Linked DNA regions of Homo sapiens: all the other regions are linked to region 3. The links are chromatin loops, found by intact Hi-C in ENCODE. Cell type or tissue: ascending aorta. All regions are shown on one strand. Each heading gives the region's core, and the rest is flanking DNA. Links, peaks and the distances in the headings are about the cores only.

Region 1 (11,052 bases), core at 1,594-9,593, 73 kb after region 3:
TGAGATTGTATAGGGAATGAGTGTAGATAGTAAGAAAGAATATATTCTAGAAGTGAGTCTTGGAGAAATCTAACATTTGGAAGTGAGAGAGATGAGAAAACAAACAAACAAACAAACAAACAAACAAACAGGAAAAGGAGCTAAACAGGTGCAACCAGAAGTGAAGGAGGAAAACAAAGACAATGTGGTGTTCTGGAAGCCAAGAATACAGTGTTTTATTGAGAGAATTTTTACCCGTGTCAGAAACTACTGATAGGTAAAGAAAAATAAGGACTGAGAAATGGTCTTAGAATGTAACAAGGTGGCTGTTGGTAGCCTTGTGAAGAATCATTTCAGTGTAGTGATGGAGAAAAAAGCTTAATTGGAATGTGTTTAAGAAAGAATGGGAGCACATGAAAAGATAAATGTCCAACATAATGGAACACAAAGGAAACATCAAAATCACAATGAGCTACCACTTCATACCCACCCAGGATGGCTGTGATAAACACTGTAGGTGATAACATGAGTTGAGAAGGACATGAAGACATTGGGACCCTCATGCACTTCTTGAAGGAATGTAAAATGGTTCAACAACTTAGAAAATGATCTGACAGTTCCTGAAAAAGTTAAACACAGAGTTACCGTATGACCCAAAAATTTCATTCCTAGTATACACTCAAGAGAAATAAAAACATGCATCCACACAAAAACTTGTAAGTGAATGTTCGGGGCAGTATTATTTATAAGAGCTAACAAGGGAAGATAATCTAAATGCCCATCAACTGATGCATACATAAATAAAATGTGGTATATTCTTATAATGGAATATTATTTGAGAATTTAAATGAAAGAAAACTGATACATGCTACAGTGGTGAGCCTTGAAAACACTATGCTAAGTAAAAGGAGCCAGTCACAAATGACCACATATTGTATGCTTTTCATTTATATGAAAAGACCAGAATAGGAAAAATTTATAGAAATAGAAAGTATATTTCTGATTTCCTGGGCCTGGGGATAGAGGATGTAGATAAATAGGAAATTATTGCTAATTGGCAGGTTTTTTGGGGGTAATAAAAATATTCTAAACTTAGATTTTGCTAATGCTTACACAACTTTGTGCATGCTAAAAGTTTGAATTTTATATAATTTTATGGTATGAAAATTATATCTCATGAAACATTTTTTAAAAGAAGAAAGAATGGGAAGACATATTAGAAAGATCTAGTAGAGAATGCTTTCAAGAGTGCTATAAGAAAGCGATAATAATACATCATTAGTTGAAGAGGAAATCTGGATTAAAGAAAGGTTATTGTTTTTAAGATGAGAGAAATACCAGTGTATTTTATGATGTTGCAATCAATCTAATAAAAAAGGGAAGTTTGATAAAACAAGAATGAGAGAAGACTTCGTGGAGCAATGTTTTGAAGTAGGAAGGAGAATGAAGATGTAGTGCACAGGTGGAGGGATTTGCTCTGCGGGAGGATGGACAGTTCATCCATAGTAATAGAAGGGGAGGTGAAGTATATTCACTCTGATTCTGGCAGGTGTGTAGATTTTAGGTTGAGGTTTTTGAAAATTCTCTTATAATTGCTTCATTTTTCTCATCATAGTGGAAAGCAAGATTGACTACTGAGAATGATGGTGAGGAACAAGTGTTGGAAATTAGAAGAGAAAATTTGAAATACTTGTTCTGGAGAGTGAAGAAAAAATAGATTAGGGAAAGAAAGGATGATTTCTGGGGTGAACTCTTGTGAAGTTTAGTGAGCATGAGTATAATGTGAGAACAGTTGACATGCTTGTGTATTTTTCTCCAGCTATCTTCAGCTGCATGAATTCAGGCATGGAGTAAGTGAAGAGTTGAATTTATCCAGGGTTTTTATTTTGCTGGATTATATTGGGTTTCCAGACAACATACTGTGAGATCGAGATTTGTATGCAGGAGTTTACTGAGGAGTGTTTTCAGAAGCAACATCTATAAGGGATGGAGGGCAGGAAGAATGAGCAGAGGAGGGGTTAAACAGAAGTGCAGTTGTAACAGGTCTCAGGCAATCCTACAGGGAGCTGTGGAGCTGGAACAACCCTCTGATTTGTCCCAAATTGGAGTAAGGAGGCTTGGCATTTGTGCCCCTTTTTGACACTTAGACATGGAATTCCTGTGGTCACAGAGGCTCCCAAGAAGTGAGGGTGATTCCTCAAGAGGGACTTGGCTGTGAGATGACAGAAATTAACACTCCTAGTAGGTGCGGTAGTAAGTGCCTTAGTCCTGAAGGGAAGGTAATAGATGGCACACCACAGAATCTGCTACAGTTCGCCATTTGCACTGCTTGCTTGTGTACTAAGCTTACTCCTTCTAAGAAGACCTCCTCCCGCATTCTGATAAGTTTCTTTTCCTAGAAAGTCTTATTACATGAGGAAGGTTAGTGGGACTAATCCTGCCTCTATGACCGGTCTAGAGGCTGCCATTGATACTCCTCATTTGTACCACCTCAATGTACTATCCATTCTAGATTCTCCTCTTTCTTGGCTAGCACCTCTGCTTATCTAGGTAGCTTATCTGGTGGTATGACCCAGATTCTTATATAAGAGGTGTCTGAGCCCCTGGTTCCTTGGCTACCAAACCATTTTCTAGAGTTGACTGTTACGTTTGTGCATTTACTCAAAATTAGGCATAGTCCACAATGAACCATAACGTAAAACTGAAGCTGGACACCTTGCATTAAGAATGGGAAACCAAAAAGATAGAAGGATTTGGGTCCCAGGTAGTCATGTTTTGAACTCTCAATCACAGATTTTTTTTTTTAAATGAGAGAAAAATATACCCTTAGGTGTTTGACTATTATCAGGTCCCTATTAACAGCTAAATAAAATTCCCAAGTAAAATAATAGTGTAGGATGGATATCCCCCTAACCCTCAACTCCATATTCCATACATCCAGTAAATATTTGAGTTCACCATGTGCCAGATATTTCTTTCCCTAGATTTCTCCATTTCTGCTTAAGAGACCATCATTCTCCATTCTCACCATCTGCTTAAGAACCCATGTGAGGTTTAGTGAGCAAGAGTGTAATGTGAGAACAGTTGACGTGCTTGTACATTTTGGTCCAGCTATCTTCGGCTGCATGAGTTCAGGTATAAAGTAAGTGAAGAGATGTCTGAGCTCCTGATCTACTGAGAGCTACTGAGACCAGAAATCTTAGCCTTCCCCTTAAATGCCTTCTCACCCTAATCTGCACATCCAGTTAGTTGTCAAAGCCTGTCATTCTGCCTCAATAATATCTCTCGGCCTGGTACGGTGGCTCACACCTGTAATCCTAGCAATTTGGAAGGCCGAGGCCTGTGCGTCACCTGAGGTTAGGAGTTTAAGACCAGCCTGGCCAACATGGTGGGACCCTGTCTTTACTAAAAAGACAGAAATTAGCTGAGCATGGTGGTGGGCACCTGTAATCCCAGCTACTTGGGAGGCTGAGGCAGGAGAATTGCTTGAACCCAGGAGGCAGAGGTTGCAGTGAGCTGAGATGGCACCACTGCACTCCAGCCTGGGTGACAGAGCAAGACTCCATCTCAAAAAAATAAATAAAATAAATAAATAAATAAATAAATAAATAAATAAGTAATAATACCTCTCATTGCTGTCTTCTCTCCTCCATCAGTATTTGCATTGTCCTAGATTAGGTGTTCTCCTCACCTCTGCCAATCTTGGCTCTTCCAAAAGCTTTGGTCTTTTCATGCTCATCCCCAGTGTATCCTACAAACTGCTATAAAGAATAGTCATAGTCAAATTAGTAAAATAATTCTTCTCAGAAGCCCTCAATAGCTTCCCATTATATACCATATGAAATCCAAATGCATTAGTGTTGCATTCAAGGCTTTAATCCAGCCATGCCACATATTTTTTTCATTTTAACTTATATTGGATTGGTTACTAATGATTTTCCCAAATATTTATTCCATTTTCCTGATGCTCTGTCCCTCAGCCCCCAACACACATGGCTTGTTTCTTTCTCATCATTTCCCTTTTAGTTCTTTCTTAGACTTATCACAGTTTGTAAATGTATTTACTATTTACATCTTGAATTTTTTTTTGAAACAGAGTTTTGCTCTTATTGCCCAGGCTGGAGTGCAATGGCGCAATCTCGGCTCACTACAACCTCCGCCTCATGGGTTCAAGTGATTCTCCTGCCTCAGCCTCCCGAGTAGCTGGGATTACAGGCATACACCACCACGCCCAGCTAATTTTGTATTTTTAGTAGAGACGGGGTTTCTCAATGTTGGTCAGGCTGGTCTTGAACTCCCAACCTCAGGTGATCCACCCGCCTCGGCCTCCCAAATTGCTGGGATTACAGGCGTGAGCCACCGCACCCAGCCTACATCTTGAATTTTTTCCATTAAACATCTAATGTTTTCCATTAAACATCTAATTGCCAGAATGTAAACTCCCTGAGTGCAGGAACATTGTCTTAGTCACGTCCCAATTTCCAGCACCCAAATGAATGTCAGTGTAGGGGCTCAATGAATATTTGCTAATTGAATTAATGAGTGTGATGGCACTGTAAAGACTATCTCAGCTTTACACAGAGTGGTTTTAACATTCAAGCTGGAAACAGCATGGTTCTACTCAGGCTCCTGTGTTTCCTACACAGGCTTCTGTGTCTCCCCTTAGCTTCAGGGGAGAGAGTCATCCTCATGGAAGGAGACAAAAGAAACTGCACCCCGATGGCAGGGAGGTAAGCTGTCTACAGAGAAGGGTCCCTGTACTCTGTGTTGCGGGACCTTGTCTCTAGGCAATCTCTTTGAGTCAAATGAATAAATGTCCTTCCTATTTTATACTTACCTTATGTGTGGTCACGAGGATTACTTAGCCTTTCAAAGCCTGATTTCTCTTGGGCTTCGTCTAACTGCTGAAAACTTAGTTTGCTCTTGTAATATAAATAAGCACACTTGGGGCAGGGGGCTACATTTTATTCTTCCCTTAGGCAAAGCATAAAAACAAACAAAACAACCACCATGCCTAAAGTCTCCAAAAAGCTCATAGTTACCACAAGGAAAATATGTCTGCGGAGATTTTATTTATTGAATAGTGGGCAAAGACGTATTTTATGCTACAAAGATCTTCCATAGGGAGAACATATCATGGCAGCTCAGCAGTGGGCTGCGTAAAGTGTTACAGGCATGGAGAGGCAACGGATTTACGTATCAGGTTCATAGATGCATCCTTTATTAATCCAAAGAATCAATGCTGGCCAGGCAGGCTTTGTATTAGACACTGGGCACGCCATATTTCTTGGAGACTTAGAAAATTTCTATTGCCTTTTGATGCTTTGTGACATCATTTTTTTCAAACCACAAATTGGGGTGTGTGTTTTTGTGTGTGCATGTATGTGTGTGTGTCTAGGCAAATAAGCATTACAGTTCAAATGAGTATTTAATAATATTTATAACTTGTAATTTGATACATATAAATGGCACCCTAGAAATATCAAATGGACAACAAAAAAGTACCTTATTATTAATTTTAAAATCTAAAATGCCCTTCTTTTACTATGCGGTCTATATCAGGCCCTCACCTGCTTATCCTCCCCTTTCCCCACTCCCCTGATTTTTTGGCAGAGCAAGAATCTTGCCTTCTCAGACTGTCAGAAAAGTAATCTATTTTTAAATTTTCAGAATTTCAGGTCTCCTGTCATTAAACATGACAGAGGGATTTAGGGAAAGAGAAAGCATTGTTTGAAAAAGAAAGTCAGTTTTTAGTGTGACCTAAATGTATACAAGTCCAATGTTTAGACAACATAGCAGGTTAAAGCTGGATTTTGAACATATTTTCAGAGAGTGCTTTGGCATGCAGCATTTTTGAGAGAGGTGTTATGTAAGTTATCAAAAAGCATACATTTGGGGTAGGACTTTTGTTTTATCCAGAAGCTAAAAATCATCGAGTGTTGTGTTTTAATATGCAGATGACCCTTATTCTGATTTCAGTTTGGAAGCTTGATCAGGAAAGGTCTTTACTGTGGTGTTGAGGACGTCATGTTCTTCAGAAAGAAAGCTGTCTGTTTTTCTTTTCTCCAGAGGAACTGCAGTTTAGGACAGGCATAAAGCTGGCAACATAACCAAGGGCAGAAAAAAAATTCACCCCTATGTTCTATTTGTCAAACTGACCGGCAGGTCACAACCTGAAAGTTTATGGATCGGTGAGGCCTTGTCTCCGCATAAGCATGTTTTCTGGACTTTGGCTGAAGCTAAATTCCTGACTTCTGAAAGAGGGGTGGGTGTGGACTTCCAGCAGGAATAGCCAGTGGGAAGGAAGTAATATTCATTAAGAGTGTCTCATGCAAGCAGTGCGGGGCTAAGCATGCTCAGTGTAAATTCTCCTGGAGCCTGTCAAGCTATGTTTGAACTCGTTCCAGGATAGTGGATTTACTTTTTTTTCCCCACCAGGAAGAATACTCGATTAGACTGCATTTTGCCTTGCTTTTCCTTCTCCCTTTCTCTCTCTTTCTTTCTTTCTTTCTTTCTTTCTTTCTTTCTTTCTTTCTTTCTTTCTTTCTTTCTTTCTTTCTTTCTTTTTCTTTCTCTCTCTCTCTCTCTTTCTTTCTTTCCTTTCTTTTCTTTCTTTCCTCTTTCTCTTTCCTTCTTTCTTTTTTTCTTCTTTCTTTCCTTCCTTCCTTCCATCTTTCTTTTCTTTCTTTCCATTTTTTTTTTCCTCCAGAAGAATGGAAACAGTATTCTTTTCCGATCAGTTCAGTAATACAATGTCCTTCAGTGTCCATATGAGCATTTCAGTGGAGAAGAAAAGAAACTTTGCTACCTGGGAACTGAAGACTACTTAGGTCAGTAAATGCTAATAAAGTTCTTAAAGACTTATGGAGCCAGGAGTTAACTTTTCTTAACTGTTAAGGTAATCTACAGCTAATGTAATTGCCTTTTCAATTAGTGGGTGTACACTGATTTTTTTTTTCCACACAAAAACTATGTTTTTCATGTATTGGAGTGATTTCCCAAACACAGGGAAAATATGTCTTTTGGTTAATTTGCATTTGAAAGAACTTCTTTTTGTATGAAAGGTTCTTTCTCTCTACCACAAATTATGTGTTTTTTAAACAAATATTGTGGTGAGCTGATGTAGCCGTAATGGTCTGAATGTGGATGTGTTGTTCTGTGTTATATTAATTCTTGGCTTGGGTAGGTTTGGTGAAAGTTATTGCTTTTGTTGCTGCCAGAGATGAAAGAGAGTTTGTTTTGTTGTGGATGTTGTTTTGGAACTTTTGGTGAGCTTTGAGGCTGCCTTGGGAGCCCCTTATAGAGAGGAGAGCCATCTCTTTCCACGTTTAATGTGCATTTTTCAAAATATTCAAATTTAACTCTAAGACGGGAGTATAGCTTTTTAAGAATCTGTGTAGGAATAGAGTTTTCTTAAAAATGTAGTTTTGGAGGGAAATGGTTTATAGAAAGGTTTGTAATAAAGAATTTAAATCAAGACTGCCATGGTGAATATAAGCAAAAAATGCAAAAAAATACTGCATGCTATGTACATACTGATTCAGTTTAGGTTAATAATTTTACTTTTTAATTTTAAAAAAGTATACCAGGCCTTAAAGGGCTGTCTTATAATATCAACTGATAACACAGAGGACTCATTGGAGAGATGTTAGGATCTCAGAAAATATCAAGTTAGCAAAGGTGGCCCCTTTAAAAACATCTGAGGACTGAGGTTATGAAACCACATGGCTTCGTGTAGGAGCAGTGCATCCTAGGCTAAAGCACTTTAATTTTATTCAAGAATTTTAAGAGTAAAAGGGGATTTATTTCTTTTCAAAAAAGAACAGCCAGGCGAGGATTATTGATCCGTCAGGGATTAAATATTTGCTGGAATACAAAGCATCACATATTATCAATGTGTAAATCAGACTCGCCAGCTATTCAGGGGATGTAAATGAAACGACCATAGTTTCAGCCAGAATCAAATGCAGCAACACCCCTGCCCTGCTTTCTTCATCTTTATGTCCCAGAAAGGGATGATAGAGGTGGGGCAGGGTGTGAAATGAGACTTAGCCAATGAGCTGACCTTGCTCTTTTAACTTCTGTCCATCTGTTCTTACCGGGCAGCTGAAGCAGTGAGCAAAGTGGGACGGGACCTCAGCGGGGACCAGGAAGCAGAGGCCAGACCCAGCCAAGGCTGTGATCTGTTCCCCACCCTGCAAGTTAGATATCAGGAGGAGCTAAGTGGATGCGTCTAAATCCACTTCCTTCTGCTCCCAGAGCTTTGATTTAGTACCAAATGCTGCTCTTCTGCACCTGCCTCTGTTTTTCATAAGTAAAAGCTTCTCCCCATGTGTAGATGGTGGTTTATTCGATACAGATCAATCCCTAAGGAGATAGCTGAAGTAATTGAGTCTTGTTTTGTTTTTTTCTTTCTTCTCTGACATGTGGCATTGATGAGGTTTAATTGAAACAACAAACCTTTTCTGGGATGCGAGAGCACAGTTTTCCATGGAAGAGTGTGTGTGAGCGTGTGTGTGTGTGTGTGTGTGTGTGTGCGCATGCAAGTCACTTGCAGTCTGGACTCTGGGACGCTGCCTCTTGGAAGGCTTTGCAAGGCTGAGGGCATTTGTCTGGAGCCAGGGATCTTTTCATCACCTTGTCTCTGCGTTGGCAAAGAGGAGGTGCACATTCTGGAGCATGCTGTAACTCTTTACCCTCAGTCCTCGTTCCTAATACTGCAGTCTCCCCACAGCACCCCAACTGTTTCCCCTTCATGACCTGTGTCTTGAAGCATAGCACCAAAACCTTTTGAGGCACAAAGGAAAACCAAAGAAGCAGAGAATGAACAAAGACAGGCCTCTTCATGTTCACATCTGGATAAAATTTAGATTGAGACAAGGGAAAATGAGTGGGAGAAAAAAAATCTGACACCATATTAAAAAATGCATATAATTGACTTTCTAGAGTTTTTCTCGTCTCAAGTTTTCTGAGTGTTTTTGTCTCCTGCTCAGACCCTACCCATAGGATTCGGGAGAAGGTAGGTATCACATCCATATTTTGTAGTGAAGTGCAGTGATTTGCCCCAAGCAGCGCCTAGGCTGGAGCAAGCATACAGATACCTGGAGCTCCAGTCCAAGCCTCTGCTTATACAAGAATAGAAATAATCTGGGTTCCACTTCTGCACCTTGAACTCAGTTTCCCCATTCATTTTAAGATTTTGGACAAAGACATTCTGTGCAGTAAGTTCTCCAACTGAATCCATTACTGTAATAATTTGAGAAGTATTTGAAGCTTTTCAGAAGACTTTGACATATTTCCTTTGATCTTATCTTCAACACTACCTGTTAAAATAAATTGGGCCAGTGTTGTCATTTTCTTTTGACAAATGAGGAAACCGAAAGATTGAATGACTTGCTGCCTAAGGTCAGGATAGAGGCTACATGGGAATTCAGGTTGCCCAACTGGGGATTTGAAATTCTAGACCATCCTGAATCCCTGGGTTACTGAGGTAGATAGGATATAAAAGAGGAGTTCCATGATTCATGAAGGTGGAAAGTGTGGCAGCACCAGGGACTTTGGATATTGTCACACTACGAAGGAGAAAACTCCAGCTGGAGATGGTATGTTAGTCACACTCAAGGAGTTGGAGACTTGAATTTAAATCCTATCCGTAGAATCCCAAAGTGTGTGTTCTATGGTATGGTGACTATACACATGGGCTTTGCTAATTTCTCTGCATCTCTTTTTCATCATGTGTAGAATGGGGATACCAAGGGGTTGCTATGAGGATTATATGAAAGGATTCATGTAAAGTACTTAGCACGGTGCCTCACACAGCAGACTAAACCCGAAAATGTTTTGATTGGCATATGCTCTTATTTGTTGCTTGTGTTGTATCACCCAAGGTAAGCATGAACTATTCTTACTGTGAATCCCAGTCAGCTCTTAGCTCAACCCACAGATCCTCAGGGCACTTGTGTTGGTAAATTAACACCACAAGAGGAATAGTGCTTAAGGCATATTTATTGAAAATACAAAAATGTGCTAGATGGCACAGAGAGTTAACTGAGGCAGAACGCTTATTCTTCTTGCTCTTAGTCCACGGAGAGACCAGAGGGAGGCTATCCAGGCAGATATGTCTGAGATAAGTGCACATTTGTTGAGTCAAATCTAGTTATCTTCCATAACTTTCCAATGCGGCTAAGCAGGCTGCTCGGAAGTGAGGAGTCTCTCTGAAGGGAAGGGAGTCAATTACAGTCTCAAAGGTTCAGTGGGAGTCAAAAAAGAAGTAAAGGCCGGGCGCCGTGGCTCACGCCTGTAATCCCAGCACTTTGGGAGGCTGAGGTGGGCGGATCACGAGGTCAGGAGATCGAGACCATCCTGGCTAACACGGTGAAACCCCGTCTCTACTAAAAATACAAAAAATTACCTGGGCATGGTGGCGGGCACCTGTAGTCCCAGCTACTCAGGAGGCTGAGGCAGCAGAATGGCGTGAACCTGGGAGGCGGAGCTTGCAGTGAGCCGAGATCACGCCACTGCACTCCAGCCTGGGCGACAGAGCGAGACTGCGTCTCAAAAAAAAAAAAAAAAGAAAAAAGAAAAAAAGAAGTAAAGGCACATATGCAGACAGGTTTTGGAAATGTCAAGATTTCGGGTTTTATGGGGGGTCTTCTGACCAGTGCTGACCAGGCTCTTGAGGTGCACTGTCTGGGCTCCGAAGTTCCTGGCTTACACATATCATTACGTTAGAGAAATCCCTTTAGAGAGATGAATCTCAAGGGCCTGCTTCTGAGCAAATCAGTGATCCGTAATGGACTGTTCTCTGTAGAGAACCGGGAACTGTAAGTGCACAGTCACAGGGCTGTAAGACCAAATGGAAGGAGGGGCCACTCCCTCAGAGCATGTGCAGTCTAAATGAATAAATGGTACACAGAAGTGCACAGAGCACTCAAATGCAGACCAGTAAAACAAGTCTGTTGGTGCAGAAATGTGAGGCAAACTTCAGGGACAGCAGTTGATGGTTAAATATTCTAAGTGTCTATTCTTAATTTTTTTTTTTTTTTTTTTTTTTTTTTTTTTTTTTTTTTTTTT
Region 2 (11,052 bases), core at 1,195-9,194, 53 kb before region 3:
AAATCGGTAAATGTTTAGTGTAGAAGAGAAAAATCCAAAGAAGGAACACAATGGCTGTCTTCAGCTATTGGAAATTCCCGTAAATGTTGTTCCTCAGGCTTCTCTTTTTATGCTTCTCCTCTCTCAGGTTGTTTTCTATGCCTGGGTGATCTCACATACTCTTGAGCTGATAATTATTCACTTAGATGCTGGGTTTATTTTTCCAAGACCAATCTTCCTCTGAGCGGCAGACTTGTATTCAGTTACAAACCATTCATCTTAAATGGTATTTTAAAATTACATCAAACTTTGTAAAAAAAGAAATCCAACCTCAACTTATACTAGCATCTCCAACTTGATGTACCCACAATTAGCAGTACCAACAGTCAACCAATTACTCAAGTTAGAAGCCGAAGAGTCATCTTTGAGCTGTCATCCTCCTCTACCCTGTACATCTAATTAGTTATCCAGACCTGTCAGTTTTACTTCATAAATATTTCTTTAATGCGTCCACATTACTACAGATTGGATTCAGCTTTTTATCATTTTTACTTGGCTTACTGTAATAACTTCTTAAATAGTCTTGTCTCTTCTACCCTTGTTTCTCTTGTTACCAAGATGATCTAACAAAAGAGTAAATCTGTTGTATGATTCTTCTTTTAAAACCACTTTAGAGGTTTTAGGTGTAGTGTACAAGTTTCTTGATCTGATTCTTGTCTATGTCTCTAGCCCTGTTGCCTATCACTCCCTCTTCATGTCTTTCTACTTGTAGAAATGCAAGGGGAGCTTGTTTTCAAATATATTACAGCCTACAATTTCTCATTTGTACACCATTGCTTAAATTTTTCTTCTAGGGAATTAATTCTTTGGCTAACTCCTATTTGTCCTTAAAAATTTAGTTAAGACTTCCCCTACCCCTCAAAATTTGGATTAAGTATCCCTTTCTATGCATCTGAACACTCCGAGTATACTAATCCACATCAGTCTTACCCATACTAATATAAGTATCTCTAAAACAAGGACCATGTGTCATCCATTCATTCAATATCCAGTACACAGCACAGTGCCTGGTTCAGATTCAATAAATATCTGTTGACTTGAGTTGTCATGTGGAAGAGGAAACAGATTCGATCTCTGTTTTCTCAAAACCACAAAGCTATAAGATAGCACATTTTGGCTTTCATTAGGTAATAATGCATAAAAATGGAGAGGTAACCTTGGAAAAATGGATAGGTAGTAGATTTTTTCTCATTCATGATATTCAAGTAGAAGCTAGAATAGCAATTTCATAAGGTACCATAGTAGGGATTTAAGCAGCCAGTGGAGGGTTAGACTTGATATCCTGTAACAACTCAATGAATAGCAATATTCCATAATTTTTTGACTTATGTTGAATACATTTATAAAACAAATATATTTTAATTATTTCAAGTCTGTTTTGGGGCATAATAACACATGTTATGCTGGTAGATGTTTTAAAGAGGAAGATGTTTTAAAGAAGAAATAGACATAAAGATCTGCAGGTAGAAAACTTAGTCTGGATAAAATAATATCTATTTCAATAAGCTTTGGAAAAATAGAAACCTTTTTGAGACAGACCTCTCCATCTCTCTTTTCTAATGTCCATGCATATTGTAATAGCTGGACCGAAAGAAAGCGTTAAGACCCATGGTTGAGATGCTTAATGAGCAATTACAATTCCATTCTGCTGCCATCTGCATGCCAAATATCAATGCATTTAGTTTATAAAAAGGGATTTGACAGGTAAGAAAATGATTAATTATTGGAGTGTCTATGAATATGTTTCTTTGAGGGCTTTGAAATGTTGTGTTGATTTTTGGATCTATTTAAAGTAATTGAACACTTTGTATTGTGACCCCCAAATTACAAATCCTTTGGTCCTGATTTCTAGGGGCCCACCATTTAGAAAGGAGGCAGCATTAGGCAAATCAAGTGAAGGTTTTATTTCCACAGGAAAGAGATTGGCTTTCTCTTTATCTACCAGGACAAACTTTGCTTCAGAAGCTGAAACTCAAGGAAAAATGTACCTTTTCATTGTGTGGCCATTAAGCCTGTCAGAAAACCTTATTCATTTTTTTTTTCATTGCTATTGTTTTGAGACAGGATCTTGCTCTGTTGCCCAGGCTACAGTGCAGTGGGGCAATTGTAGCTCACTATAAGCTCAATCCCTGGGCTCAAGCAATCCTCCCATTCCAGCCTCTAGAGTAACTAGGACTACAGGTATATGCCACCATGACTGGCTAATATTTAAATTTAAATTTAAATTTAAATTTTTGTGGAGACAAAGTTTTGCCATATTGTCCAGGCTGGGCTTGAACTTCTAGCCTCAAGCAATTCTTCTGCCTTGGCCTCCCAAAGTGCTGAGATTACAGGAAGAAAACTTTACTATCTTAATGCATGGGAAGCTTGTTTTTCTACCAGTCTTTAAGAAATATTACCCCATTTTCCTTACAGTGGGATGAGCACGTGCTTTTATACCTTCCTTGCATAAAAAACAGTGTTTGCATGTTTCTCTATGTGCAAACTCTTTGAGCGGAGGCATAGTGCCTGATACTGGACGATGAATTTGATGTAGTGGAAAGGACATTGGATTTGGACTTAGATACTGGCATTTTAACTCTAGGTTCTGACTATTGTCATTTGGGGGCTCTGTCACCCACAAAATGAAGTCATTATACAAAATAACTTTTAAGCTCCCTACAGTTCTAATATTCCCTTAGTTCTGAAATTCTAGATGATATCTTCTTAGTGCCTACTACAGTGCTGGTTCATTGGGTTTAACCAACTTAAATGAAGGAAATGATCTAGAGATGAGGATTTAAGTTCAAATCCAGGATCCTCAACTACATTTTATACAAGGAACACTCCTCAGAAATAATGATGCATTTACCTTGGATTCCCTCTCCAATATAAGGGCTGCTTACTAATGATTATTAAAGGTAGGCATAGCATTCTATTCATAAAAATTACCTCCAAATATCCCCCTTTCACCAGTAACTTCCTACTCTAATTTATCCTACAAACTACCACAAATTTAATTTCTCACTGATTTCCTTTCATTCACCTGTGAACTCTTTATTGGTTACAGAATAAAATCGGATCTAGAACCAGAAATGCCATTTGACCCGGCAATCCTATTACTGAGTATAAACCCAAAGGATTACAAATCATTCTACTATAAAGACACATGCTCACGTGTGTTTATTGCAGCACCATTTACAATAGCAAAGACTTGGAACCAACCAAAATGCCCATCAATGATAGACTGGATAAAGAAAATGTGACATATATATACCATGGAATACTATGCAGCCATAAAAAAGACTGAGTTCATGTCCTTTGCAGGGGTATGGATGAAGCGGGAAGCCATCATTCTCAGCAAACTAACACAGGAACAGAAAGCCAAACATGGCATATTCTCACTCATAAGTGGGAGCTGAACAGTGAGAACACATGGACACAGGGAGGGGAACATCACATACCTGGGCCTGTCGGGGGGTGGGGGACAAGGGGAGGGGGAGCATTAGGACTAATACCTAATGCATGTGGGGCTTAAAAACCTAGATGACGGGTTGATAGGTGCAGCAAACCACCATGGCACATGTACACATATGTAACAAACCTGCACATTCTGCACATGCATCCCAGAACTTAAAGTAAGATTTAAAAAAATGGCAAAAATGGTAAATCTTATGTGTGTATATTTTACCACAATAAAGAAGATTGAGAACAACAAAAAAAGGAACTCTCAAAAAAAAATAAAATCCACATTTCTATATATGCTATTCAAGATCCCATACTTACTTTGGCCTCAGTATGTGATATGGTTTGGCTGTGTCCCCACCCAAATCTCACCTTGAATTGTAATAATCCCCAGGTGTCAAGGGTGGGGATAGATGGAGATAATTGAATCATGGGGGTGGTTTCCCCCATACTGTTCTCCTGGTAGTGAATAAGTCTTATGGGATCTGATAGTTTTATAAATGGGAGTTCCTCTGCACAAGCTCTCTTGCCTGCTGCCATGTAAGCAGTCTGTTTTCCTTCGTCTTCTGCCATGATTTTGAGGCCTCCCCAGCCGTGCAGAACTGTAGGTCCATTAAATGTATTTCCTTTATAAATTACCCAGTCTTGGGTATGTCTTTATTAGCAGCGTGAGAACAGGCTAATACAGTATGCCTTTCAAATTTATCATTGAACACACTCTATACGTGAAACCTCTGTTCCAAGCAGACTGAGAACTTTGTTTTTGCTCCAGAGTGGGGAGATGGGGTGCTTTCCTATCTGGGTGCCTTTGTTCATGCTAGTTTCCCTTCTCAGACATTCCCTTTCTCATTTCTTTCTGCAATAGGAATTGTTCTCATTTTTTAGTCTGCTAAAATCCATTCATTCCTCTCCCTGTCCCTGATTCCCACAGCCACAGCCCACTGGACAGCTCTTTTTTTTTTTTTTTTTTTTTTTTTTCTGAGATGGAGTCTCTGTCACCCAGGCTGGAGTGCAGTGGCGTGATCTCGGCTCACTGCAAACTCCTTCTCCCGGGTTCAAGCGATTCTCCTGCCTCAGCCTCCCGACTAGCTGAGACTACAGGCACCCACCACCACACCCAGCTAATTTTTGTATTTTTAGTAGAGACGAGGTTTCACCATATTGGCCAGCCTGATCTGGAACTCCTGACCTTGTGATCCGCCTGCCTCAGTCTCCCAAAGTGCTGGGATTATAGGCAGGAGCCACCGCTCCCGGCCCACCTGACAGCACTTAATCACTATGTAGGTACTATGACTAATTCACCATCAACATTCAGCCCTGGCTGTGCTTTGGGTAATCATACATTTGGCACTTACCATAAATGGCCTAACAGAGTTAGGGTGCATTTTTCTTGATTTCCCATCTAGATTATAACCTCAAAAGCAAGGACACAGTCTTACCCATTTGTGGCTCCTCATTGCTTACCAGTCTGTATTCCCATATTATCTTGTTCAAACCATCAGTAAGATATTGATTATATGATTTAATAGTAATTTATATTTCTGTCTTTGCAGGTAAACTATGAGTTTCTTGATTTAAAATACTATCTTTGTTTCTCTAGTGGCCAGCCCAGTACCTGGCATATAGTAGACACTCAGTAAATGCTTGGTGAAAGAATGAATGCAGTCAGATTTGACTATGCCAGGGAGAGCTGACTCTGTAAGACGTTGATAAATTGAACTGCTTTATGATCAGTCTAAAGTGTAGACGGTGATTGCCTCTGAAAATGGGATGCATCTTTTCTTTGTTTCTTGGCATTTTTCCTATTAGGAGTGGAACCTGAGTAGATTAAATAGGACTCAGTCTTGAATCTACAAGTGACACCAAGCCTGAAATGATGCTGAGGTTGGAAGCGATTTAGTTCACTTGAATTTTATTTGGGAGATAATGTTTTCCTTCTGGGAAAAGAAATGCTAATGAAAAAATCGCCTCTGACTACAACTCTGAAGTAATATGAATCTGGCCAGAAATATGATCTTATGAAAACTCTCCAAGCAAAGCATCTTATACCCATGTCTACAGCTTTGGATTGACATTCTAATGTTTGCCTTTCTCTGGTTTCCAGAGATCAGGGTGGAGAAAGGCGCCAGGGTAACAAGCCAAATAGGTCTATTATGGGATGTCATGCTCACTGGGCATGAGTGCTGTCTCCTAAGACATTTATAGCATTTATTACTCAGCCCAACTTTAATAACACATGGACAAGCCTGGGGCAATTTGTAAAGGATCTGAGAGTTTTTTTGTTATGAATGTCTGTATTATAAAATTAGTGAGTCTCAGAATTGGACTGGGTTAAAAAGATGATCTCATCAAAGGGGTCTCAGATTTACTAGGGAAGAGCTGTTTTCAATATCCCTGACATCCCAAATGGTCATGGGTACTATAGGGACATTTATAACGATACATTGGTAGATGGTGACTGTTAAGTTGTTAGTTAAGACATGGGCAAAAATGGCAAATACTGACTCTACCTTTTCCCTTGGGGCCATAGAGAGGAAGGACAGAGCACAAATGTCAGCTATCCTAATCTTCCTGGTATAAACCATGGTGAGGAGAACGTGACGGGAACCAATGATACAAGTCAACCAAGAAAGATTCCAAAATCTTGTAGATAATGCCTCTCAAACTTTATTGTTCATCAAATTACCTGGAAACCCTGGTAAAATTCAAATTCTAATTTAGGAGATCTGGGTGGGGCCTGAGATTCTGTATTTCTAATAAACTTCCAGGTGATGCTGATGCTGCTGATACATGGACCATATTTTGAGCAGCAAAACTCTACAGTCTACCGTATCAATGGGTCTGTTGGGAATTAAGCCCCTTGTTAACCATCCCAAATGAAGAAGAAACAGACTCTTGGCTGATAATGTTGAAAAGTTTACCAAGTTATAGATGATCAGAATTGAAAAAGGTTTTAAAGGTCACTCAGTTAATTGGTTTCTAAGTTATTTTTGTTTTTATTGTTTTTTTAAAAAAATAATTTCTTTTTAAGATTAAGATTACATGCAGAACATCAATATATAAAACAGATCAAAGCTCTGATTAAATCTGGAGCAGATTGCTTGGAGCCAACTCATCCTCCCATTACTCCACTCAAAGACTCCTAAGTCATTTCCTTAGAACCCTAGGACTCTGAGTAATACTGTTTTAAAACTACTATCCTTATTCAATGCATTAGGAAATTTATTATTTAAATTTATTATATTTATGGAATCCAAATCCAAATATCCTGATTGCTAGTCTGATGTTTCTTCCAGTATGCCAAGGCCTTATAATTTATTTGTTATCTTAGTTTGGAAACTAATTGTCAATGATGCAGGCAACTTCTGGCCATCTGGGCTCGAATCAATCTCTGTCACAAAACCTGTGGTTTGCTACATCCTTTGTACCAGAGCTAACTAAGTGGACTTGGGAAAATCATTAAATATTTCTGGACCTCACATTTCTGATGTACATAATGGAGAAATCTATAACATTTTTTTTTTAGATGAAATCTCGCTCTGTTGCCCAGGCTGCACTGGTGCGACCTCGGCTCACTGCAACCTCTACCTCCCGAATGGAAGCAATTCTCCTGCCTCAGCCTCCTGAGTAGCTGAGACCACAGGCGTGCAGCATCACATCCAGCTAATTTTTTGTGTTTTTAGTAGACGGGGTTTCACCATGTTGGTCAGGCTGGTCTTAAACTCTTTACCTTAAACGATCCACCCACCTCTACCTCTCAAAGTGCTGGGATTACAGGTGTGAGCCACCACACCCGACCAAGAAATTTATAACCCTTTAAAAAAATATCACCTCAGAGAAGCTCAATAAACATTCACTGAATATAACTTAAATGAGGGCAGAGACTCATCATAATCCCTATGAATGCCTTCCATGGTGCCTTTCATGAGCAAATACTCAACAAATATTTCTAAAATAAAGAATGATGATGGTAATATCACAGGCAGAAAATCATTAAAAAACTCGTAGGTGTTATTAAAATGTAAGGGCGCATTAGGATTATCATCATATTCAAAAAAGCTGTAAATTATCTATAGTGCTCTGCTGAGCGTTGACAAAAGAGAATCATGTTGTCTCTGTCTCCGGCATCTGGTTGCTTGCAACCTGTGACAAATAACCATGATGGGGATATATAGGGCTTAGTAAGAGTTGAACACAAAGCTAGTCCTTTAAAAAGATATTAGAAAGGAAGATTTTAATGTAATATGCAGATATGGGAAATGCATTTCAGATTGAGGAACAAAGGAACGTATCTTTTGGGTGAAGAGTAAAGACAGCAGTCTCAATTTTTTTCAAACTAAGTAAGGCAAGCATGTTTTGTTAGTTTTCTTCTGAGAAAGTGGAGAAGGTATCATGAAAGAAATGGAATCCCCAGAAATTTGCTATTTTCAACTCTTCTGATTACAGGTTAAAATGTTTGTTTGAGTGGAAGTTAAACTATTAGCTGGCTCACTTTTGGTCAAAGGCCAAGGATAGAAAACAATTGTACTTTATGTAAGAAGTGCACAGACAACAAGTGCAAACTTTCCTCCTCACCCATGTCTTGTTCGTTTCAGTGAGAAGCGAGGCAGTGGGAACGTAATGCATAGGTGAATTGGTTGAGGCTGGACTATGAAATGAAGACTCTGTAGCAAGCATGCACACTTTAAACAACGGCACCAGGATCCATTTATCTTCTTTTCTTACTTGCAAAGCCTTGGCTGAGAATATCCGCTGGTTCTGTTGGAGAGAGGAGACTTCCTGAGACATGATGTAATTTCTGCAAAGGGGAAACACATGTTGAGTCTTGCAGTACAAAACAATGTTGAGGTGCTGCTAGCTGGCCCTGTCAGTCACATGACAGGATACAGTGTATAGTTAGGCAGCACTATCCAGGAGCCTGCAGAGCATGGAGTTTGTGGGTAGGGAATGGAAGAAAAAGTCTCTGAAGCTTTTGAAATGCAGAGACTCCATTAAGTTTATAAGAGTTTGGAAGAAATGCTTTTCTGTTTTCAGTTATAACAATCTTCCTACTCAGAATACAGCATATCACACATGTGCTCCTTTTTACCCAAGAAACAGAAGGTACTTATGGTGTTTGTGTCAAGAATAAGTTTCAGCAAATTCACATTTTAAATTCAGCAAGATGAGTGAAAATTTTATCAACAGTATCATTCTCAGTGAATTTCTCATAATTTCAGATAGCTATCATGGTGTAGTGGGCTATACATTGGTAAATGGCTTCATAGAGACCTTAGGTTTTTCACCTTCCCTCAACACTTAAAAACTGGATACGGATTAATAAGTGTCAAGAGGTGAGGTTTGGTTTGACTAGGAACCAGGAGTTTGGCTAAGATGATATCTATTTCTCTATCTATCATCTATTTATTATTAATTAGCTGCATAGTCCCTTACTAGGTGCCATGATAATTACGAAAGCAAAAGTAAGTCAGTTCTCTTCTTTAAAGAGTTATTCTAGAAGGCGAGACAATAGAAATATAATCATAAGAAAAGGCATAAAACCTTGTTACTCAAAAGTGGGGTCTGCTCAGACCAGCAGCATTGACAGCATTTAGGAGCTCATGACAATCCAGCTCTCAGGCGTCCCTCCAGATGATTCTTATGCACGTGAAAGTTTGAGAAATACTGGTATAAATGTTTATATGGGAAACATAGAAGAGGAAGAAATTGCTTCTGGAAAGATGACAATGAAAGATTCTAACAGACGTGTGCATTGAGCTAGGCCTTGAAAATGGTTAGCTAAAGTATGTGCAAAGGCGTAGAAGTGATAAAACAGTGGACCAGAGAACAGGGAGTAATCCAATAGGCAAATGTATGTGGGAGAAGAGGGAGATGAACCTGAAAGATCCTTTAGGGCAGATTACCATACTAGAAGTCTGGGATTTTGTAGTATAGATATGAAAGTGTGATTACTTCATGTTTAAATAGAATAATAGAAATAATAATAGATAAGAATAGGAACAGTAATACTAACAATAACAGTATACTAACAATACTATTGTTAGTAACAATATTATTACTAACGATACTATTGTCAGTAACAATATTATTACTAACAGTATTATTGTTAATACTAACAATAATAGTATAACAAATTTCATATTCAGAGTTTTTAAAGTAAGAGGTATTATTTTATTCAGTCCTTATAGAAATTATGTGTATTAAGAATTATTACTACACTCATTGAGAGGCAGATTAGCAGAGAGGTAAAGAAAGACTTTTAATTTAGTACTTTGAAATTCCATTGTCTTCTGACTTGCAATATTTCTGATAAGAAGTCCAGACAAGTTATGTTTTCCCCGTTTAGATAATGTAATGCATTTTATTTCTGTATATGCTTCTAAACTTTTCTATTTATCATTGGTTTTTGGCATTTGATTATGGTGTGAACTGGCGTTTCTTAAAAATCAAATTTGGAAAAATTTTAGCCACTATTTTTTCAAATACAATTTCTGTTCTTCTCCCCTTCTACAACTCAAATTACACATTTACTAGCTTGCTAGAAGTTGTTTCACAGGTCACCAAGATTCATTCAATTTATTTCAGTTTTTTTTCTGTGTCATGCATTGCTTTGGATAGTTTTTATTGCTGTTTTCAAGCTTACTGATCTTTTAATATGCTGTAATCCAGTAAATTTATTAACTTTGCTAATGTAGCTTTTATTTCTAGAAGAGCCACTTGATTCTTTTGTTTTTACATCTGTCATTTCTTTCTATATGTTATGATTTTTTTTTTAAATCAAGGGTTAGTGAACTACAGTCTGTGAGACAAATCTAGCTGATGGCCTGTTTTTGGATGCCCTGTGAGATAAGAATGGTTTTTACATTATATGGGATTATAAAAAATAAAAATATGCAACAGAGCCTGTATGGGACCTACAAAGCTTGAAATATTTACTATCTGGCTCTTTATAGGAAAAATTTGCCAATCCTTGCTTTAAATCTCAATTTAAATCATGTAATTATATAGCAGCTGTTTCAAATCCTTCTCTGCAAATTTTCTTATCTTTGTCATTTCTAAGTCTGTTTCTATTGGCTCATCTTTTCCTCCTTAATTGTTGCTGCTTCACAAGTCTAATGATTTTTATTGGATATTGGACATTATGAATGTTATATTGTTGAATGTTGCATTTTGTGGTCTTTCCTGAAAAATCTTTAGGTTTTTTTTAGGCAGGCTGTTAAGTTATTTACGGATTGGCTTAATGCCTTTGAGGCTTTATTTTTGAGGATAGTTTAGCCATACTACCAAGATGTGACTTTTCTGATGTTTTTCCTCAATCCTCTCCATGTTCAACAAGGTCTCGCCATCCTGAGCGACAAGTACTGGAATATCTTCTAGGCTTTCGGAATTGTTCAGTTTATATCTTCTTGGAATTGAGTCAATTTTTGTTTTGCCTTGTGGAGTTTCACCCTGCACATGCACAGATTACTATTTAGCCAAAGATTTGACGGGAATCTTACGTATATTTCTGGAGCTCGTTCTTTGCATAGTTTCCTCCTTTTCTGTATTCTTTCTTACAAATGTCATCTT
Region 3 (11,052 bases), core at 1,465-9,464:
TTATTTACCACCCTATTCATTACCCAAGGTCCAATTTAAATATTATTTTCAACCATACTGACAAAAGCAATCTACAAATTCAAGGCAATTACCATCAAAATACCACTGTCATTCTTCACAGAACTAGAAAAAACAATTCTAAAATTCATATGGAACCAAAAAAGAGCCTGCACAGCCCAAGCATGACTGAGCAAAAAGAACAAATCTAGAGGCATCATATTACCTGATTTCAAACTGTACCATAAGGCCATAGTCACCAAAACAGCATGGTACTGGTATAAAAATAGGAACATAGACCAATGGAACAGAATAGAGAACCCAGAAATAAACCCAAATACTTACAGCCAACTGATCTTCAACAAAGCAAACAAAAACATAAAGTGAGGAAAGGATGCCCTATTCAACAAATAGTGCTTGGATAATTGGCAAGCCACATGTAGGAGAATGAAACTGGATCCTCATCTCTCACCTTATACAAAAATCAACTCAAGGTGGATCAAGGACTTACATCTAAGACCTGAAACTATAAAAATTCTAGAAGGTAACATCAGAAAAACCCTTCTAGCCATTGGCTTAGGCAAGGATTTCATGACCAGGAACCCAAAAGCAAATGCAATAAAAACAAAGATAAGGCTGGACATGGTGGCTCACGCCTGTAATCCCAGCACTTTGGGAGGCTGAGGCAGGTGGATCACCTGAAGTCACGAGTTCAAGACCAGCCTGGCCAACATGGTGAAAACCCGTCTCTACTAAAAATACAAAAGTTAGCCGGGCGTGGTGGCAGGTGCCTGTAATCCCAGCTACTCGGGAGGCTGAGGCAGGAGAATCGCTTGAAACCGGGAGGTGGAGGTTGCAGTGAGCTGAGATTATGCCATTGCACTCCAGCCTGGGGGACAAGAGTGAGACTTCATCTCAAAAAACAAAACAAAACAAAACAAAACAAGAAACAAAGATAAATAGGCTGGACTTAATTAAACTAAGGAGCTTTTGCACAGCAAAAGGAATAGTCAGCAGAGTAAAAAGACAACCCACAGAGTGGGAGAAAATTTGCACAAGCTATACACCTGACAAAGGACTAATATCCAGAATCTAAAACAAACTCCAACAAATCAGCAAGAAATAAACAAACAATCCCATCAAAAAGTGGGCTAAGGACATGAATAGATAATTCTCAAAAGAAGATATATAAATGGCCAATACACATATGAAAAAATGCTCAACATCACTAATGATCAGGGAAATGCAAACCAAAACCACAATGCGATACTACCTTACTCTTGCAAGAATGGCCATAATCAAAAAATCAAAAAATAATAGATGTTGGCAGGGATGTGACAAAGAGGGAGCACTTCTACACTGCTGCTGGGAATGTAAACTAGTTCAACCACCATGGAAAACAGTGTGGAGATTCCTTAAAGATCTAAAAGTAGAACTACCATTTGATCCAGCAATCCCACTACTGGGTATCTACTCAAAGGAAAAGAAGTCATTATACGAAAAAGATATTTGCACACTCATGTTTATAGTAGCATAATTCGCAATTGCAAAAATGTGGGACCAACCCAAATGCTCATCATTCAATAAGTGGATAAAGAAACTGATATACATACATATATATATACACACACAAACACACACTCATAGTGGAATACTACTCAGCCATAAAAGGAATAAATTAATGGCATTTGCACCAACCTGGATGACATTGGAGACTGTTATTCTTAGTGAAGTAACTCAGGAATGGAAAACCAAACATCATATCTTCTCACTCATAAGTGGTAGCTAAGCTATGAGGATGCAAAGGCATAAGAATGATACAATGGACCTTGGGGACTCAGGGGGAAAGGGTAGGAAGGGGATGAGTGATAAAAGATTACAAATTGGGTGCAGTGTGTACTGCTCAGGTGATGAGTGCACCAAAATCTCACAAATCACCACTAAAGAACTTAGTCATGTAACCAAATACCACTTGTTTCCTAATAATCTATGGAAGTAAAAAATTAAAAAAATATATCGGCTGGGCATGGTGGTTCACACCTGTAATCCCAGCACTTTGGGAGGCCGAGGCGGGTGGACCACCTGAGGTCAAGAGTTGCAGGTCAGCCTGGCCAACATGGTGAAAACTCATCTCTACTAAAAATATAAAAATTAGCTGGGTGTGGTGGCGGGTGCCTGTAATCCCAGCTACCCGGGAGGCTGAGACAGGAGAATCGCTTGAACCCAGAGGCAGAGGTTGTAGTGAGCCAAGATAGTGCCATTGCACTCCAGCCTGGGCAACAAGAGCAAAACTCTGTCTCAAAAATAAATAAATAAATTCATTAATTAAAAAAATCATTACCACTATGAGCCTGTCTCACCAATCTCTTTTTTTCCTTCAGAAAGAATATAGACAGATCTTTGTATATAAATACATTTGAATTCTCCTCTATTATATCCCCTCAAGGCAAGGAATCAGATGTTACTCATGCTTGCATTATGAGCACTTAACATATAGGAGGTGATGGGTAAGGGCTGGTTGGATAAATTAGCAAATTAATGAAAAGGGTGGCCTACTTTGCCACATACGAAATTGGGGAACGTACTTGATCCCAAATATCCCTTAAACATTAGGTTCTTCTGGTCTCTGCTATTCTAAGTCCCGTTCTTTTCCCATTTTGCCCTGTTTCCCCAGATGATCTCAGTTACCACCATGACTTGAGTTACCATCTGCCATATGTGAGTCCATCCTGAGACTATATTTTTAGTCCAGATTTGTCTCCGGAAAGCAAGACCCATAATTCCAATTACTTATCAGGAAGCACCAGCAGGTGCTTCTGCAGGCACCTCAGACTCAGTTTAGTCTGCCAAATCCACCCACTTCATTACATCCTCCCGATCTTCCTTCTTTTTCTCCTTCTCCTCTGATGTTCCCTAAACAATGAATGGCAGCATTACTCTGTCAATTGCACAAACACTGGTGTATGGTTAACATAGAGCACATTGCCTGGTGCCTAGTAAGCACTCAATATTTTATTGAGTAAATAAATGCCACACACTAAAATGGCCAAATCAGTTGAAAATGACAGATTTGGTGATTACATTCAGAAATAATCTTAGACTTAATAGTAAAAAGCTAGAATGAGAATAAGCCCAGGGAATTTCCTGTCTTTCACTTTTCCTGCCTTTGAAACATTAAGCAAACCAACATCGCTCATGAGGTCTGAGTTGAAGATCAGACCTAAAGGCTTATATTTGTGATCCTCCGTGAAACTGTCTGAAACAGTTTCCTTTAGACAAATGGGACTTTGTTCATTATGCCCAATCATGGACAGTCTTTATATACATGCCAAGGTAAATTTTTCGAGGTAAGCTTATAGGGATTGAGGATATACTGTGTGCTGTCCTATTGGGAGTAAGGCTGATAACTAACCTTTCATTCTTCTATCCCAGGCTAATATTTGAGGCATCAGTTGCAGGCAAACAGCATGAGCTTTGGGCGTCACACTGGCTTGAGTCTGAATTCCAGCTCCTGCATTTACCAACTTTGTGACTTTGAATAAGTTACTTAAGTTTCTTGAATCTCACTTTCATCTATCATATGGAGACAATATTATGCATAGCATACGGTTATTTGAAAGTAGATGTGTGATAAGTTAAGCATAGTCTCTGAAACAAGGGGTGCTCACTAAATGTGAGCTTTCTTCCCTTCTCTTGTTAGATGTGTGGTGATCTCTAATTAGGTTACTCAACCCACCTTGATTGTCAGTTTCCTCGCCAGTGAATGAAATAATTACACTATCCACAGAGTTGATGTGAGGACTGAGTGATAGTGATTTAAAGTGACTATCACATGATACATAGTGATTATTTAATCACTACTAGATCCCTTTCTTTCTTCCTTCTCAGTAAGGCATGGGAAATGCCTGATTGTATTTTAAGTCTGTCGGAACTTCTAGGTGATCTAGCAAGACATAAACATGGAATATTGTTGCTTTGCTCGTGTGTATAATACAATACTGCTCAACAGAAATGATAAATAGAGGAAACTTGCCATCTTCTCTATGTGACAGTTGCATGCCCCAGCCGACATCATCAGATTTGCCTTGGGGTTTTTCCTCAGGGTGCATGTAACGAATGGAAAAGGACCAATGCCTGAGAAGTCTCATTGGTTACTTGGGGGTGCCACATCCTCTGATTGGTGTAAGCATCAGACAATCCTCATCCACGTATTAACAGCACTTCAATTATTAATCAGGTAGCTGCTGACTTTGGCTAAATCAAGGTATCTTGCCCGACCCTCTGGACTACTCTCTATTCCTTCCTCCCTTCATTCTGCACAATGACCACCTCCCTACACCCCATATATACGAATGCCATTTTGTTAAGAACTGAGTCCATTCCCTTCAAACCCCCAGGATGTTGAGCTTTCTGCTGCTAGCATCTACAACAGTTACAGAAATGACTTGTATTTCTTTAGAAACACATGACTCTAGTAATGAGGAAGCTAGTATAACTTTAGTGAGTATGCCTTTATAATGGTGTGAGTTGGGGAATAGGCATATATGGAGGCCAGTTTCTCTAGCAGGTGCCACACATTGAGATGATAACCATTGTAAAAAGCTATTTTCCAGGACTGATGGGGTAACAGACGAATTTTACCAAATCTCATTGGCTTTACTATTACAGAACCTGTCAAGAATCAGCTTACCTTTAACTGGTTGCCTCAGAAGCCTCCCTGTTTGAATTGCTGTGGGTGTGGAAAGAATGGGGGGTGGTAGATGGAGTTTGACTAGTAAGAAGAGGGAGTGGAGCGGAGCCCATGGCAGCGGAGGCTATAGGGGGAGTTTCCATGTAAGAAACTTTTGGTATCTGGGAACAAACGATTTATTACCTAAACCTCCCACTCGCTTGATAGATTGCTGTTGGCATCTGCGTTATTGGAAAAAAAAAAACAAACTTGCTTCTTAGAAAAAAAATTGATGAGGCAAATACAGGACATTCAAATACAGCAGTGGGAAGGAAAAGAAAGGGGAAAATGCACTTGGCAAGAATTCAGAGACAGCGAGAGCCAATTGTCTTTATTGAAATGGCATTGAATTACAAACTCAAAGGAGGGAGTGGCGTCTCTTTTAGTAGAGAAATAAAAAACCATGCCATCCCTACCCAGTAAACAGTGTAGGGAAAACATTAACAACAACAACTCTATGCAAGGTATTTTTTTTTTTGTTTCGTTTTTTTTTTCTCTTCTTATCTCCAAACAAAGTGATCTGTGCTTGCTACTGAAACACCCTAAATATACTGCCCACATACCCTGGTGGTTAAATTCCCTTCAAGAGGGTGACTGGACCAGGCCAACCCTCTGCCCCCAACCCCCTTCTGGTGGAGGCTCTAAGTCTGATATGTCCCGCCTCTCTGGCCCAGCAGAGCACGTTCGCCAAAGCCCCGCAGATGCAGCACGTTTCCAGAACGCGCACTTTCGCAATGGGCGGCATCTCTCGCTCTCTGATGAAGGGTCAAAAATGAGATTGTGGATGAGAACAATTAGAAACTCTAATTACCCTCCAGGCACCTAACAATTATAAGCCACATTCTTATTTTTATAAGGAATTAGCTACAGATTGGACAGTGCTTGTCATGCTTTGAAACATTTCCTGCGTCTTTCTGGCATCACTCTGTTCTTGTTAGAATGCTGGCGTTTCTCACATCCCCACTACCGCGCTCCCCCCGCCCCCGCGCTGCCCCACCTCTCTCTCTCTGTCTCTATGTGCATGTATATGTATATGTATATGTATATGTATATGTATATGTATATGTATATGTATATGTATATGTGTATGTATATATTTTTTGGGCTTGCCAATTCCCGCACCTTCATATACATTACCCCGTCCTTTCATCTCCAAGATGACCTGAAATGACCTTTTGCTTGGCACGAGACGTGATTCAACTGATAACAAAAGAGTTTGGGGGAGGGTAGGGGCGGTGTCTGTCTGCGCCGGGCTGAGGAAGAGCCAGGAGGGGGGCGGAGAAGGGGGGGACCATATCCATTTAAAGACGAATGCTGCTGCTTTTCGCAGTGCTATTTCCTGTAATTAATTTTCCACATATCACCTATCACACGAAAATAAAAGTTTTTTTTTGTTTGTTTTTTTTTTTTTTTTTTTTTTTTTAAGGCATACCACTCTCTTTGTTTAACCGGAGATCCTGGGCTGTTTAGACGTGTCTGTGGGGGGAGCGGAGGAGGGGGGTTGGGGTGGCAGGCCGGGGGAGGCTGGGCGTCCCCCCCGCAGAGAGGCCCGAGCTCTCCGCCGGAATGTGGGGTCGGAACCCCGCAGCTTTCTTTCTTTCTGCCTGGGTGTTTGCTGCTGGGAGCTTCTTTTCAAAGCCACGGCGCCTGCTAAGGTTCCAGCACGCAGTTCCCTTCCATTTTCCATCTGCAGCCTTTGAGGGGTGTGGGCTTTTCCCAAAGCCTTTATTTCTTTGTCGTTTTAGGAAACCTCAATTTTTGCACTGACTCCAGAACTCCAAATGGATCCCAATAGCAAGTCTCATCGATCGTCCCCCTCCCCCATCTTACTTAGGGAGGAAAAAAAAGAACAAACTATTTATTTGGATACTCAGCGAGGTTGTGAGAGTTGCCACAGCAACAGCTGTGAACCTTGCACAGCAAAAGGCTCTTACTGTAGAGTGTCCTGCCTTCCAAAACATCTCCTCTTTAAAGAGACACTGCTAGCGATACTATATCAGTTTGGTGTGTGTGTACATTGACATATCATCGACACCATTTGAAGAGACAAAGGCAAGTGTTTACTTGGGTGGTTCACAAGATAATTTTAGTCAAGCTTGACCAGATGAGATGTGAGAAGAGAAAAATGGACTGTGGAGTCACGTGGGGACCTGAGATTAGAGAACTTCGTGCCCAGAAGCTTGCGAAATGGTAGAAAGTATTCTAAAGGTGTCCTGTCCCTTCTGGAGGTCATAGCTTGCGTGTGAGCTGGCGGGGTTGATTATGCAGCCGTCCTGTCACCCTCTCCTGCACTTGTCGAAGGGATCTTGACATGAGATAGACGCTCTGAGCTCAGAGACGTGAGGAACTCAGCTTCCTGGGTTCCAGGAAGAACTTCTTTTCCCTGAAGTGCCTCATAGGCTAAAAGTTCCATGAAAAGCAAGAGGTTGCTCCACAGTCCCAGTTTCATACCTTCTGGCTTTCCTCGGAAACCGTGAAGTCGTTAATGCCTCATAGGTATTAATATTTGCTAGTCTCTGCAGATATAAAGGTACAATTAAAGACTAGTCCTTAGCCCCTGCCCTCAAGGAGCTGTCGGTCAAGAAGTGGATTAGGTAAACAGATAAATACAGGGAAGAAGGAGTGACTATGGGGCTGCCAGATCCATTACAGCCACCAGCATGATCCCCATTCATTTCTTAGTTCATGGAATGCCTGACAGAATGCCAATCAACATCCCTTTCCTCTCCTTCTTCAAAAGTGCCTCCTTATAGGAAAAATTGTCATTCTGGGCAGATGGGCGCCCAGAAGCTGCCTTGAGAGTCACACTGTGGAAGGGCACTGCTATCATCTTCAGTGAAAACCTCAGCCCAATTTCCAACCTGCTGTAGAAAAGGAAAAATACTAATATTACTGAGTACCCCTTCCATGTGCCATACATGATGCTATTTATTACACATATAATAAATAACACCTATAATAAATGCTATTTATTAAACCTATAGTAAATGCTATTTTATACCTACAATAAACGCTATTTATTATCCTATTGAATCCTCATGCAGTCTTTCACATGTAGTACCTGGTTTTATCTGAGCCATAGGACATAGGAAATGATCTGAGTGACTTGTTTTCTCAATTACCCCAAGGATGGTGCATAACTAGTACCATTCTATATGATAGAAGAGAAATTGATTCCCTTTATACAATGAATGCTTGAAGGCATTAGTTTTAATTCCCTCTCAGGGTCCCTCTTGAGAAAGTTGTGAAGTATCCTAACTTAACAGACAAGGAAACAGAGACTCAGGGAAATTGCTCAAGATCACACAGCCAACAATGCCAACAATAATGGAAATTTCCTTCCTGACTCAAAAATTTATAATCTTTTGAGATAGTGTGAATAGATTGCTCTATACTTCCATTTGACTATTTAAAAAAATAGAGACCGGGTGCAGTGGCACTTTGGGAGGTCGAGGCAGGCGGAACACCTGAGGTCAGGAGTTTGAGACCAGCCTGGCCAACATGGTGAAACCCCTTCTCTACTAAAAATACAAAAATTAGCTGGCGTGGTGGCACATGCCTGTAATCCCAGTTACTTGGGAGGCTGAGGCGGGAGAATCACTTGAACCTGAGAGGTAGAGGTTGCAGTGAACCAAGATCATGCCACTGCACTCCATCCTGGGCCACAGAGTGAGACTCTGTCTCAATACATAAATAAATAAATAGTTAAGGTTAGAATTTTCAGTGACTGACAGTCATACTGACTTAAAGAGTTAGTTTGATTGGAAGCTCTACAAAGACAAGAACTGAGTCTTTTTTTTTCTTCAGTAATATCTTTCTTGGAATTATCTGTCCAGTTAGGCAAAGATTATCACTAAGAAAACCATCATTCATAGTGAAGGGAACACCTTGCTTTTAATAACTCAAACCATTGCCACTCAGCCTGACCACTTACCAGACTTAACCTCACATGACTTTTAAAATCAAACATATCTTCAAAGACTGGAGACATTTGTCATTGAAATCAAACAACAAGCCTTTAGCTCTAAGGCCACTGCAAGAGAAGAGCTGCTAATTCTTGCTAGCAATACCGACCTGTTTGGCAAAGGTGAGAGCTTTTAAAAGCATCATAGTCATTTGTAAGAGTTTTGCTATGACCTCCTCTTTTGTACAGTAAGTTCTCAGTTCAGACCCTGCATCCTTGGGCAAATTACTCAACCCCTCTATTCTTCTTTCTTTTTGTTTTCTTTTAAGATAGGGTCTTGCTCTGTCACCCAGGCTGGAATACAGTGGCACAATCATGGCTCACTGCAACCTTGAACTCTTGGGCTCAAGCGATCCTCCTGCTTCAGCCTCCTGAGTATGTGGAGCTACAGGCATGCACCACCATGCCTTGCTAATTTTTAAAAGTTTTTTGTAGAGACAGGTCTCACTGTGTTGCCAAGGCTGGTCCCAAACTCCTAGCCTGAAGCAATCTTCCCATCTCAGCCTCCCAAAGTGTTGAGATTACTGGCATGGGCCACCTCACCCATCTGACCCCGTTATTCCTTAATTTCACATGAAAAGTGGAGGAATAGTAGCATTTATGACATAGGATCATGGTAAGGATTGCCCTGAGATTAAACGTGTACAGCATTTAGCGCAGTACCTGGCTCATATGAAATGCTATTTATTATGCCATTATTATGTGAATTATTATCATCACTTTTATTTATATTAGAATTGATTGATTAAAATGGATAGTTGACATTTTCTTTCCCATGCCATGGGTGGACCCTAAGCTGTACTGTGAAGCTGATAAGGCTTTTCTTTTTCAACTCTCTGTTTTTCTATCACCATGTCACTACTTCTCTTATTTTTAAACATCCATTTGTCCTGGCATTCCCTTTCTTCTTTCCCTAGCCTGCTCAAACAAAACAAAAAAATCTTGTTCTTAAAATGGCTCTGTGATTAATCATTTACACTAGGGATCAGCAAGATTTCCCTTTTTTTTATTATTATACTTTAAGTTTTAGGGTACATGTGCACATTGTGCAGGTTAGTTACATATGTATACATGTGCCATGTTGGTGTACTTGCACCCATTAACTCTTCATTTAACATTAGGTATATCTCCTAATGCTATCCCTCCCCCCTCCCCCCACCCCACAACAGTCCCCAGTGTGTGATGTTCCCCTTCCTGTGTCCACGTGTTCTCACTGTTCAATTCCCACCTATGAGCGAGAACATGCGGTGTTTGGTTTTTTGTCCTTGTGATAGTTTGCTGAGAATGATGGTTTCCAGCTTCATCCATGTCCCTACAAAGGACATGAACTCATCATTTTTTATGGCTGCATAGTATTCCATGGTGTATATGTGCCACATTTTCTTAATCCAGTCTATCATTGTTGGACATTTGGGTTGGTTCCAAGTCTTTGCTATTGTGAATAGGATCAGCAAGATTTTTCTAGAAAGAGCCAAATAGTAAATATTTTAGGCTTTACAGGCCTTACAGTCTCATTGCAACAGTTCAACTCTGATGTTGCAGTGCAAAACCAGTCATGGCCAATATGTAAATGAAAGAGTGGGACACGTTCTGATAAAACTTTATCTATGGACACTGAAGTTAGTTGAATTTCTTGGAATGTTTACATGTCACAAAATATTATTCTTTTATTTTTTTCAAGCATTTGTAAATATAAAAAACATTCTTGCCTGTATTGCTGACCCACAATATATACTTGACCATGAGTTCAACCACTATGACATGCTCGGGAATATTGCATTTCATACTTTCAAGTTCCAGAAGAATATACAGGAAACACTACTTTGGGGGCAGTGCCATGAATAGTGTTGGTGCTAATGGCAGCCTCCTCCCTTGGCTCTCTTTGGAAAGGAAACCTGGCAGAGTGTGACCCAGGTTAGCCAACTGAATATATTCATTTACTGGAAAACATCCAGGCATCTGGGAAGAGGCAGCAAAAAGAGCACTATTTGTGATGTCGAACTTGGCTTCAGTCAAATTTGGATTCTAATCCCTTAGTGGTGTTTTGATTTGGGCAAGTCACTTAAAGTCTTTACGCTTCAATTTTCCTAACTATAAAAGTAGAAATAATAATGCCTGTCTTGAAGAGTATAAGACTGAATTATATATAGTCACTGTATGTGACAATGTATATTAAGAGGATGATAATTACAACATGGTGGACATTTCATAAATGCATGAAGAGGATTAACAGGCACTCAGCTCATGTTTCCTTCAATCATTTATTGGTGGGGGAAGGAGGGTTCAATCTTTGTTGTTGTGAAATACAAGAATAGGAAGGTTGGACATGGTGGTACTTCTGGTATTTAAAAAAAGGTTCTCT

The links. Peaks named below come from ENCODE experiments on the same cell type or tissue, not always from the same donor. Only the 100,000 strongest peaks of a DNase experiment are listed, where the experiment ranks them.
Region 1: a loop joins it to region 3, with 2.7 times the contacts of the local background. A loop is called at or near these places in 12 of 110 quality-filtered maps.
Region 2: a loop joins it to region 3, with 2.2 times the contacts of the local background. A loop is called at or near these places in 10 of 110 quality-filtered maps.

Annotation. Positions count from the first base shown.
Region 1 is chr11:122,363,253-122,374,304 of GRCh38, reverse strand. All of the region lies in intron 1 of MIR100HG (mir-100-let-7a-2-mir-125b-1 cluster host gene), which reads left to right. Among named protein-coding and RNA genes, the nearest start is that of MIR100HG, 54 kb to the left of the region's middle. RefSeq lists an enhancer at 173-707. In ascending aorta, for the core only: no CTCF peak of the experiment used is centred there; DNase peaks (open chromatin) are centred at 6,274, 8,094 and 8,571; H3K4me3 peaks cover 3,880 bases; H3K27ac peaks cover 3,570 bases.
Region 2 is chr11:122,488,946-122,499,997 of GRCh38, reverse strand. No RefSeq gene overlaps it. Among named protein-coding and RNA genes, the nearest start is that of TRK-TTT2-1, 65 kb to the left of the region's middle. In ascending aorta, for the core only: no CTCF peak of the experiment used is centred there; a DNase peak (open chromatin) is centred at 5,607; H3K27ac peaks cover 4,277 bases.
Region 3 is chr11:122,435,902-122,446,953 of GRCh38, reverse strand. No RefSeq gene overlaps it. Among named protein-coding and RNA genes, the nearest start is that of MIR100HG, 19 kb to the right of the region's middle. RefSeq lists an enhancer at 4,865-5,529. In ascending aorta, for the core only: no CTCF peak of the experiment used is centred there; DNase peaks (open chromatin) are centred at 5,403, 5,686, 6,385, 6,938 and 2 weaker places; H3K4me3 peaks cover 2,006 bases; H3K27ac peaks cover 3,657 bases.